2 separate regions of the Homo sapiens genome follow, and region 1 is linked to region 2. A link is an interaction called in ENCODE POLR2A ChIA-PET data of the cell type or tissue named here. Cell type or tissue: CD4-positive, alpha-beta T cell. All regions are shown on one strand. Links, peaks and the distances in the headings refer to the core of each region. The heading gives the core; the rest is flanking DNA.

Region 1 (5,353 bases), core at 279-5,278, 83 kb before region 2:
CTCAGGTCTGCTCCCCGGCCCCCGCCACTCTAGACGGGCTGTACTGGTCATGGTGGGGCCCTGCAGGCATCCCCAGACCCTGTGAGAGCTGCTGGAGCCCAGCCCAGCACGCAGCCGCCTCCTCACCTTCCACCACCTGGTCATACACTCTCTCTTCGCAAGTGAGGATCAGATCAAACAGGTCTTTGCAGTTCTGGAATCTTTCTGGCCGGGGCTTGATTCTCTTATTTCTGTCCAGCATATGTAAAATCCCATTCTGTGTATAGCTACACATGGGAGTTAAGGAACGTCAGAGAAAAGGCATCTGTGTATGAAGCCTGGAAGCGCCTGTGTCCTGGACACCCAGCCCCTTCCCTGCCCCACAGCAGAGGCAGCCGGGACGAAGGCCTGGACAGCGGAGTGGGCCATGCCCTGGTGAGGCAGGGGCCTCACTGTCCTAGGAGGTCCCACAGAAAACAAAGTGGGCGATGGCAGGTGCTTGCTCCTCGCTGTCCCCCAACTCGGCAAAAAGACCCAAGGCCCGCAGGACACCCCCCGCCCCCGCCCAGCATGACACCTTCTACCCAGACCTCTCCCCTCACTGCTGGCCCGGCCCAAGCTGCCCTTGGCCTCAGTCACTGTGTCTCCGCAGTCGGATCCTTCTTCCTCCCTCTGCTCCCTGTGCAGTGCATGCTGGCTCTGAAACCTCAGCCCTTCAGCAGAGACAAAGCAAACCCGGAAACCCAGTCCCCAGTCTAGCTCAGCTACAACAGAGTCAAGAACATCGGAAAACCCAAAGAAAGGAAGCTCCAGGCCGGGCGCAGTGGCTTATGCCTGTAATCCCAGCACTTTCGGAGGCCGAGGTGGGCGGATCACGAGGTCAGGAGACCGAGACCATCCTGGCTAACACGGTAAAACCCCGTCTCTACTAAAAATACAAAAATTAGACGGACATAGTGGCACATGCCTGCAATCCCAGCTAATCGGGAGGCTGAGGTTGCAGTGAGCCAAGATCATGCCACTGCACTCCAGCCTGGTCAACAGAGCAAGACTGTCTCAAAAAGAAAAAGAAAAAAAAACAGAAGGTTCAGCAGCAATCAGCCTGGAAAACGCTGATACAAAAACCAAGAGGGCAAGACAGTCGAGGAGGGAGATGCCACAGCCTCACTGACTATGGGATGGTGGAGGGCAGGATGAGGCCTGAAGGCACTTGGCGTCCAGCCCAGCTGAAAGGGGGCCTTGGGGTGAACGCTGACACACACCGGCCCCAGCAGTCCCAGGAAGGGGCCACAGGAGCCTCTGGGGTCCTCAGGGTGGGGCATCCTCCCACCATCCACAGTGGCCATGCCTGGCCTCAGGGGTTCCCAAGGAAGGGGCTCACTTCCCCAAAAAGAGAGACTGGGTTCCCAAAGATGAGCTCTGTGGTCTGCAGGAGCTCATTTGAGCCATTCCAGATGGTCAGGGACAAGTAACCACTTTCAGATAAACAGCCTAGCTGACAGGAATTCTAAGTGAACTCAGCTACCTTCCTGGGTAGCAAAAATAGTTTTTATAATAGTTTTATAATACATTGAAGTGGTTGATCTAACGGCATCTGACCCTGAGCTGCATCCTTGGGTCACTGTCAGCAGCGTGGAAGTCACACACCCACCCCTGACGTGTGTCTCCTCCTGCACATTGGAGTCCCGCCTGTGTCCCCGAGGCCCCTGGAAGCAGCTATGACACCCGGGTCCATCTCTGGGGAACTTAGTCCTTCAGCCGCTGAGAATCAAAGTCTGCGGAAAGAAGAGCTCGAGGCCGGGTGCGGCGGCTCACGCCTGTCATCCCAGCATTCTAGGAGGCCGGGCGTGGCGACTCACACCTGTCATCCCAGCACATCGAGAGGCCGAGGCGGGTGGATCACCTGAGGTCAGGTGTTTGAGACCAGCCTGGCCAAGATGGTGAAACCCCGTCTCTACTAAAAATACAAAAGTTAGCCAGGTGGGGCGGCACACACCTGTAATCTCAGCTACAGCTACTCAGGAGGCTGAGGCACGAGAGTTGCTTCAACCCGGGCGGCGGAGGTTGCAGTGAGCCGAGATCACACCACGGCACTTCGGCCTGGGCGACAGAGTAAAACTCCTTCTGGAAAACAACAACAACAACAAAAAAAAAAAAAAAAAAAAAAAAGGCCGGGCGCGGTGGCTCACACCTGTAATCCCAGCTACTCGGGAGGCTGAGGCAGGAGAAGCTTGAACCTGGGAGGCGGAGCTTGCAGTGAGCTGAGATCGTGACACTGCACTCCAGCCTGGGCAACAAGAGCAAGACACCGTCTCAAAAAGAAAAGAAAAAAAAGAGCTCAAGACGGCCTGACCTTGTTGTGTGCAGCCACATGCAGAGGGGCAGGTGCAGGGACCGGCTCACGGAGAGGAACCGGGGTCAGGGTGCAGGGGTCCAGTGGCAGCTTCATGGTGGGCACAGGGATCACCCTCCCTGCACATCCCTGAGCAAGACACAGCCGGGGGTGAGGCCGTGGGGGCTCCTGGGGATGGGACTGGTGTCACTGGCTGGCAGAGCTCATGGACGTTCAAGGCCAGCTCTTCCCTGAGGCCTGGACAGTTCTAAGTCCTTTCCTCCTTTACGTCATTCTCAACTATTTATGTAGATGAGGCAATAAATTAAGAATCATTCAGTTAAGGAGAAATGTCTACTTCAGGGACAAAGCAGCAGCCTCCTCAGCTACACAAGGATGAGCGAGCAGCCACCCTTCTGGATCTCCTGGCGAGGAGATGCGAGGTGAGGCCCCGCCCAGAGGGCTAGACCTGCAAGCCCCACCAGAGGCTGTGAGGACCTGAGGAGGACCAAAGGGACCACAGACCAAGCCATGAGCTCACAGGGACGCAAGATCCCACCTGAATTCCGGCAGCAAAACCACGGTGCCAGTGAGTGCCACGAGGCAAAGGCTCAGAGCAAGGCGAGAGGACAGGAGCCGCTGGCGGGTGAGGCGGGGCCTTCAATAGACAGGCTCAGGGCCACGGGGAGGCTGAGCAGGTTTCGGGCCTGCGTGCGAGAGCCTGCTCTTCAAGTCATGGGGAAATCCTTTCTGAAGGAAGAACCTAAGTACTGCCGGGCGGGAGGAAGGGGAGAGAGGCGCCATCGGAACAGAAACCTGTCCCATCTTCCGGACACCTGCGCCGCCCAGGTCCTGCAGAAGTCCCACTGACGCAAAGCGTTCGACATTGAACCCACAAAGAAAGAAACCAAAGACTCAGCCCGGGCAAGAAGGCGACACCAGGCGGAGGGCCTGACCCATGCTAGGGCCCCAACTGGGCATGAGGGCCTGAAACGTACCCAGAAAAGTGGGCCAAGAGAGGGCCCAGGGCAGGGCAGGCAAAGAGGATGTGCCATCCATAGAATCGACTGCCCCCATTGGACTCCCAGGGCCTGGACATCCGGCTTTGCACAGTCCCTGCGGCCTCAGGGACCACGTTCAGTAGAGGGCGGCCAACACCCGAAGGCCATGAAACAGAGGCACACAGGAGCCTCAGCTGAAGTTAACACACATCTAAGAAATAAACTCCCAGCTGGGCGCGGTGGCTCACACCTGTAATCCCAGCACTTTGGGAGGCTGAGACAGGCGGATCACAAGGTCAGGAGTTTGAGACCAGCCTGGCCAATATGGTGAAACTCATCTATACCAAATTACAAAAATTAGCCAGGCGTCGTGGCAGGCGCCTTAGTCCCAGCTACTCTGGAGGCTGAGGCAGGAGAATTGCTTGAAGCCAGGAGGCGGAGGCTGCACTGAGCTGAGATCATGCCACTGCACTCTGGCCTCGGTGACAGGAGCAAGACTCTGTCTCAAAAAAAAAAAAAAAAAAAAAACTCCCAAGGATGGGCCAAGAAAATTGTCCAGAGGTGAGATGTGGCAGCCACGGGGTGGGGTGCTGGGGGTGGGTGCAGTGGGCAGGCCCCTCCCCTGCCCTGGCTTCCACATGGACCGCGGTGAGGAAGGTAGCTCCGCTCACCCACTCTGCGTCCTCCCACTCGCCCCCGGAGGCCTTCTGGACTTTGGCGTAAACAGGAGGAGCAGGCCCATCAGACCCTTGAGTGAGATTCCCATGGGTTGAGCACGTGTGGCCAATCCCGAGAGGCCACCGGCCAGCATGAGCCAATGTCCTGGCCCTCCCTGCCCTGTTGGTGTCACTCCCGTCCCACAGTGACGTCTGGAACCCTCCCCCGGTGTGTGGCTGCATGGCCTCCTGAGTCTGGGGATGGGAGAATAAGGCTTGTGCTGGAGGCCTTGGGCTGTGACACATACCTGTGGTCCCAGCTACTCGGGAGGCCGAGGCAGGAGGATGCCTTGAATCCAGGAGGGACCCAGAGAGATCTGGAATATTGTCTCATGCAACAGAAAGTGTCATCAACACAGAATCACGTTAAAATTCTGTGGGGGACTAACCATCAGAGAAACAAACTAAGCTTTCTGTCCACACAGAGCAACAAAGAAACCCTGCCTCTACAAAAAATAAAAAATTACCAGCCTGGGGCCGGGCACGGTGGCTCACGCCTGTAATCCCAGAACTTTGCGAGGCCGAGGCAGGTGGATCACAAGATCAGGAAATCGAGACCATCCTGGCTACCACAGGGAAACCCTGTCTCTACTAAAAACACAAAAAATTAGCCAGGCGTGGTGGCAGGCGCCTGTAGTCCCGGCTACTCAGGAGGCTGAGGCGGGAGAATGGCGTGAACCCGGAGGCGGAGCTTGCAGTGAGCAAGATCGCACCACCGCACTCCAGCCTGGGGGACAGAGCGAGACTCTGTCTCAAAAAAAAAAAAGAAAGAAAAAGAAAAAAAAAGGCTGCAGCCAGGCATGGTGGCTCACACCTATAATCCCACCACTTTGGGAGGCCGAGGCGGATGGCTTATCTGAGGTCAGGAGTTCGAGACCAGCCTGACCAATATGGCAAAACCCTGACTCTACTAAAGTACAAAAATTATGGCTGGGCGCAGTGGCTCACGCCTGTAATCCCAGCACTTTGGGAGGCCGAGGCGGGTGGATCACAAGGTCAGGAGATCGAGACCATCCTGGCTAACATGGTGAAACCCCATCTTTACTAAAAATATAAAAAATTAGCCGGGCATGGTGGCGGGTGCCTGTAATCCCACTGCTCAGGAGGCTGGGGCAGGAGAATAGCTTGAACCCAGGAGGTGGAGGTTGCAGTGAGCCGAGATTGCGCCTCTATACTCCAGCCTGGGTGACAAGAGCGAGACTCTGTCTCAAAAAAAAAAAAAAAAGATGGCAAAACCCCGTCTTCTCTACTAAAAATACAAAAATTAGCCAGGCATGGTGGTGCACACCTGTGATTCCAGCCTCCTCCGGAGGCAGAGGCACAAG
Region 2 (5,350 bases), core at 1-5,000:
GGTGCTCCTGAGTGCTGGGTGCCGGGCGGACGCCATCAACAGCACCCAGAGCACAGCACTGCACGTGGCCGTGCAGAGGGGCTTCCTGGAGGTGGTGCGGGCCCTGTGTGAGCGCGGCTGTGACGTCAACCTGCCCGTGAGTGCTGCTCCCTGGCCTGGGTGCCCCCTGCCCGTGAGTGCTTGTCCCTGGCCTGGGTTCCCTCTGCCCATGTGTGCTGCTCCCTGGCCTGGGTGCCCCCTGCCCGTGAGTGCTGCTCCCTGGGTGCCCTGGCTCTTGACCCAAGCAGAAGTCACCCCCAGGTGACCACTGACTCCGCCCCAGCAGGACGCCCACTCGGACACGCCCCTGCACTCCGCCATCTCGGCGGGCACTGGAGCCAGCGGCATTGTCGAGGTCCTCACGGAGGTGCCAAACATCGATGTTACCGCCACCAACAGCCAGGGTTTCACCCTGCTGCACCATGCCTCCCTCAAGGGTCACGCGCTGTGAGTGTGGGGTGGGCACACAGCTGCAGCCGGCCTCTTGCTGTGCTGCCTGGGGGCAGTCCCAGGTCCCAGACCAACCTCCCTGCTCCACAGAGCTGTGAGAAAGATTCTGGCTCGGGCGCGGCAGCTGGTGGACGCCAAGAAGGAGGACGGCTTCACGGCGCTGCATCTGGCTGCCCTCAACAACCACCGCGAGGTGGCCCAGATCCTCATCCGGGAGGTGCGGACGCGGCCCAGTCCTGCCCAAGGACCGGGGAGCGGGAGGCCCACTGGGGTCCCTGGGCTGAGCCCGTCCCCACCCCTCCCCAGGGCCGCTGTGACGTGAACGTGCGCAACCGGAAGCTGCAGTCCCCGCTGCATCTCGCCGTGCAACAGGCCCACGTGGGGCTGGTGCCGCTACTGGTGGACGCTGGGTGCAGTGTCAACGCCGAGGACGAGGAGGGGGACACAGCCCTGCACGTGGCGCTGCAGCGTCATCAGCTGCTGCCCCTGGTGGCTGATGGGGCCGGGGGGGACCCAGGGCCCTTGCAGCTGCTGTCCAGGGTGAGGAAGTGTGGCGTGGGGTGCTGGAGAGGCTGCGGTGGCGCCGGCAGCAGGCTCTGGGCAGGGCCTGTGCCACTGTCCACCTTCCCCTCCAGTGATGGCCCAGGGAGCCAGGCGTTCTGGGGGTGGAGCAGATGGGAGCCAAGTTCTATGTGATCCTTCAGCCTGCACCCCTAGGCAGCCTGGGAAAGGGGTGGTGCCCATGGGATGGGGAGAGGTGGAGCTTAGGGTCTCAGAGCTCACCTAGCAGGGCGCCCCTCCTGCCTGTCCCACTTGGGTTCCGGAAGAGGTGCCCTTGCCTTGTATTTTAGACATGGGGCGCCGGCTGCTGGGGCTGCCAGGTGCCAGGAGACGCCTCCCTCGGGCCTGCCCCGGCGCCCGCCCTCACCGGCGTCTGTCCTGCCGCCCAGCTACAGGCCTCGGGCCTCCCCGGCAGCGCGGAGCTGACGGTGGGCGCGGCGGTCGCCTGCTTCCTGGCGCTGGAGGGCGCCGACGTGAGCTACACCAACCACCGCGGTCGGAGCCCGCTGGACCTGGCCGCCGAGGGTCGCGTGCTCAAGGCCCTTCAGGGCTGCGCCCAGCGCTTCCGGTGAGTCCGTGGACGGCGGGGATGGGGTCCGGCGGCCTCCGGGCCCCTCTCAAGCCGCCTCCTCCCCCTGCAGGGAGCGGCAGGCGGGCGGGGGCGCGGCCCCGGGCCCCAGGCAAACGCTCGGGACCCCCAACACCGTGACGAACCTGCACGTGGGCGCCGCGCCGGGGCCCGAGGCCGCTGAGTGCCTGGTGTGCTCCGAGCTGGCGCTGCTGGTGCTGTTCTCGCCGTGCCAGCACCGCACCGTGTGTGAGGGTGAGTGGGGGGCCCCGGGGTGGGGAGGCCCGGCTAGTAGGGCCGCAGCCAACCGCGCTCTCCTCTTCGCAGAGTGCGCGCGCAGGATGAAGAAGTGCATCAGGTGCCAGGTGGTCGTCAGCAAGAAACTGCGCCCAGGTGGGTGAGGCTCTGCGCCCCCAACACGCCTCCTGCTCAGCTGGTGGCCCGCGGGTCCCCGTCCCCCACCCCTTCCCTCCCACACTTCCGCCCATGGCCCTTCCCCAGGTTACACCCCGCCCTCCCAAGGCTCACACCCGGCCCCCCAGCCCCCAGCCCCCAGCCCCGCCTGCTCCAGATCACACCCGGCCCACAGCCCCGCCTCAAGGTAACACCCTCCTCCCCCATCACACCCCAGCCCCGCTGGATTTCACGGCCCCTCCCAGATCACACTCCCTCCATAGCCCCACCCCAGATCACAGCCCACCCAGAGCACCGCCCCCCCATCACACCCCGGCCCAGCTCACAGCCCACCTGCAGCCCTGACTCCAGCCCGCACACCACCTTATGCCTGATTTCCACGGCTCACCTCCTGCCCGCACCCGGGCCCCACCTCTGCCTCCAAATCACCCACCCCGCCAGCCCCCCTTGCAGGTCACAACCCGTCCCAGGTGACACCCCGCCCCCAGCCTCGCCCCCCCGCAGCTCCCTGCTCCCCGCATTCCCCCACCCGGCCTCCCAGCTCACACCCGTCCCCCACCCCGCAGACGGCTCTGAGGTGGCGAGCGCCGCCCCCGCCCCCGGCCCGCCGCGCCAGCTGGTGGAGGAGCTGCAGAGCCGCTACCGGCAGATGGAGGAACGCATCACCTGCCCCATCTGCATCGACAGCCACATCCGCCTCGTGTTCCAGTGCGGCCACGGCGCATGCGCCCCCTGCGGCTCCGCGCTCAGCGCCTGCCCCATCTGCCGCCAGCCCATCCGCGACCGCATCCAGATCTTCGTGTGAGCCGCGCCGTCCGCCGCGCCCGAGCTGCCTTCGCGTGCCCCCGCCCTGTGTTTTATAAAAAGAAAGATTCTCGGACGTTGCCTCTGCTGTCTGCCTGGGGGACCGGGCGCCTCTGGGGTCCTCCCCTCGGGACACGCGGGCGAGCCTGGGGGCGAGGGGGGGGGGGCCCTTCCCTGGGTCCGCCCCGCCCGCCCCAGGCTCTCGGGTCCAGACTCCCGCCCGGACTGCGGCCTTCGGGCCAGGACACCCTCCAGGCGCGGGCACGGCCGCCTCCCGCCCCCCAGGCCCGGGTCCGACGGGGCGGGGACTCCTGTGTCTGCCCCCGGGCCCCCCTCGCTCTTCCGTCCTGGGGGCGGCCGCGGGGACTCGCGCTCTGATCCAAGGGGCCCGACACTCCCCAGGGCTGTGGGGTCCCGTCCCAGCAGGGAGTTAGTTGGGGGGCGTCCCAGGCAGGGTCTGGGGGCCGGGCGCACGCAGGCGGGGTGACGAGCTGGGGGGGCGGGGGGCGGTGTCGGAGCAAATACGGCGGCCAGGCCCAGCCTCTCGCGCTTTCCAAGAACCGCCCGCGGCCGCCGCCAGCTGCTTGGCGCTGACCCCGTTGGCCGGGCTGCCGTCACCCTGGGCCCGACGCCGGCGCGGAAAACGGGGAGGGACGAGACAGACACAGGCCGGTCTGGCTCGGAATCTCCTGCTCCTCTGCCCAATCCCCCACCCCCGCCCCGCGGGACGCCGGTGCCCGGTCTCGGTCCCAGCCCAGAGCCGCTCGCGCCTGGACGCCGGCCGCCCCGTCGAACCTTTGGGTCTCCGAGCTCCCCGCCCCCGCCCCCAATCAGGACCGGTCCAGACCTCCAGGCCCGGCGCTTAGCTCCGTTTCCCGTCCCTCCCGTCTCCCTCTCCCCTTTGCTGGGGCCTAGCCGGGGATTTAGGAGCCACACACCCTCCACCTCACGCGCTACCCTCCACGGGGCTTCCCGCAGCCAGGGCCCGCCCCTTCCCGGCTCCCCGGGAGACCCTGGCAAGTTCCCTCCCTCCGCCCCGCAACCTGGCACCCTCCGCGGCCCTTGCCTACCCACGCACCCCCTCCCCGCCTCCCCCTCCACCGCCCCATACTCACTGCCACGTCCCCATCCGGCCATCCCCTCCCAGCTCTCGGGGACACTGTCAGGCGAGCGACGCGTCTCCTGCGGCCCAGCTCAGCTGCCTGGGCCAGGATGGAGACTCCGCTCATGTGGGGCTCAGGGGTTTTTTGAGGATTCCATTTGGGAAAAAAGCCACCAGATCACTCACTGCCCAGCAGTGGGGGCTTGGGGACCCCCACTGCTACCCTTTCCTAAGCGGGAGCCCTGGCGCTGCCCTTCCCGGGCTGCCTGGGGCCCTCTTCGCTCCCCCCTCCGAGGACCCCGCCCAGCAGGCCATGCCCAGGCCTCTGCCCCTGGCCCACGGGACGCGGGTCCCCATGCCCCCGGCTGGAGACAGCAGGCAGCTCGGCCAACGGACGGGCCAGCTGGTTCCCTTCAGGGGCAGCCTTGCCCCCTCTCCCGCCCCGTCTCCCTCCCCCCCACCACACCGGGCTGTAACCCGAGCCGCCGAGCCACTGCCTCCCCTCCGGATCCTCCCCGGAGGCTCTGCGGCCCGGGCCCCCGCGCCTTGCTGCCCCATGCAGCCCTGAGCCCCACAGCAAGTCTGCCATGGGCCGCGGGGCCCGTGTCCCCTCGGAGGCCCCGGGGGCAGGCGTCGAGCGCCGCTGGCTTGGAGCCGCGCTGGTCGCCCTGTGCCTCCTCCCCGCGCTGGTGCTGCTGGCCCGGCTGGGGGCCCCGGCGGTGCCGGCCTGGAGCGCAGCGCAGGTGAGCGGCGGGGGGGAGGCCAGGTGCCGGGTTGGGGGGGTCCTCACGTCTGTGGGTCTGGTCTATCGGGGGGCCCGCAGGACGTGTGCGGGGTGTGCGGGGTGTTTGAGGGTCCGGATGTGCGTCCCGAGGTCGGAGGGTTGGACGCCCCTGTGTCCAGTTGTTGGGAGGGGTGGGAGGCCTCGCCCTGCTGTTCAGCCCCTTCCCCTCCACTGGGCCGCGTTCCCAGGGACGTGCAACAGGGCGCTCAGGTTAGGAGACCCGAAACCACAGGCAGACAGGACCCGCCACGCCCGCTCCCAGCCCTGGGCACCCCCACCCCCGTTTCCTTCCAGTCCATTTTCCGCGGCAGTTTTTGGTCCTGGGGACCGTCACCGATGCCTCCCACGCACGCTTTCTTCCCTGAAGGGAGACGTCGCTGCGCTGGGCCTCTCGGCGGTCCCCCCCACCCGGGTCCCGGGCCCACTGGCCCCCCGCAGACGCCGCTACACGCTGACTCCAGCCAGGCTGCGCTGGGACCACTTCAACCTCACCTACAGGTGCGCCCTGGCTGGGCCCCGGGGGAGGGGGCGCGGCCGGCGCCCGCTGAGCTCACTCTCCCTGCAGGATCCTCTCCTTCCCGCGGAACCTGCTGAGCCCGCGGGAGACGCGGCGGGCCCTAGCTGCCGC

Evidence for each region. Peaks named below come from ENCODE experiments on the same cell type or tissue, not always from the same donor. Only the 100,000 strongest peaks of a DNase experiment are listed, where the experiment ranks them.
Region 1: POLR2A ChIA-PET joins it to region 2 with 6 read pairs; 8 of 35 experiments call an interaction of 5 or more read pairs at or near these places.

The regions. Positions count from the first base shown.
Region 1 is chr1:1,544,737-1,550,089 of GRCh38, forward strand. SSU72 (SSU72 homolog, RNA polymerase II CTD phosphatase) reads right to left here. Exons shown (of 5, transcript NM_014188.3): 3 at 127-266. Among named protein-coding and RNA genes, the nearest start is that of TMEM240, 6.8 kb to the left of the region's middle. In CD4-positive, alpha-beta T cell, for the core only: no CTCF peak of the experiment used is centred there; no DNase peak of the experiment used is centred there.
Region 2 is chr1:1,627,694-1,633,043 of GRCh38, forward strand. MIB2 (MIB E3 ubiquitin protein ligase 2) reads left to right here. Exons shown (of 20, transcript NM_001170687.4): 13 at 1-136; 14 at 326-486; 15 at 580-706; 16 at 796-1,029; 17 at 1,440-1,618; 18 at 1,692-1,873; 19 at 1,946-2,011; 20 at 2,599-2,912. The coding sequence ends at 2,837. It overlaps MMP23B (matrix metallopeptidase 23B), which reads left to right and starts at 4,480. Exons shown (of 8, transcript NM_006983.2): 1 at 4,480-4,681; 2 at 5,090-5,220; 3 at 5,288-5,350. The coding sequence starts at 4,526. LOC124903821 (a long non-coding RNA gene) reads right to left here and starts at 4,093. Exons shown (of 3, transcript XR_007065352.1): 1 at 3,952-4,093; 2 at 1-2,882. RefSeq lists enhancers at 1,014-1,113, 2,523-3,086, 5,187-5,350 and silencers at 2,534-2,783, 2,884-3,033. In CD4-positive, alpha-beta T cell, for the core only: no CTCF peak of the experiment used is centred there; DNase peaks (open chromatin) are centred at 1,348, 2,218, 2,748, 3,848 and 5 weaker places; H3K4me3 peaks cover 2,391 bases; H3K27me3 peaks cover 248 bases.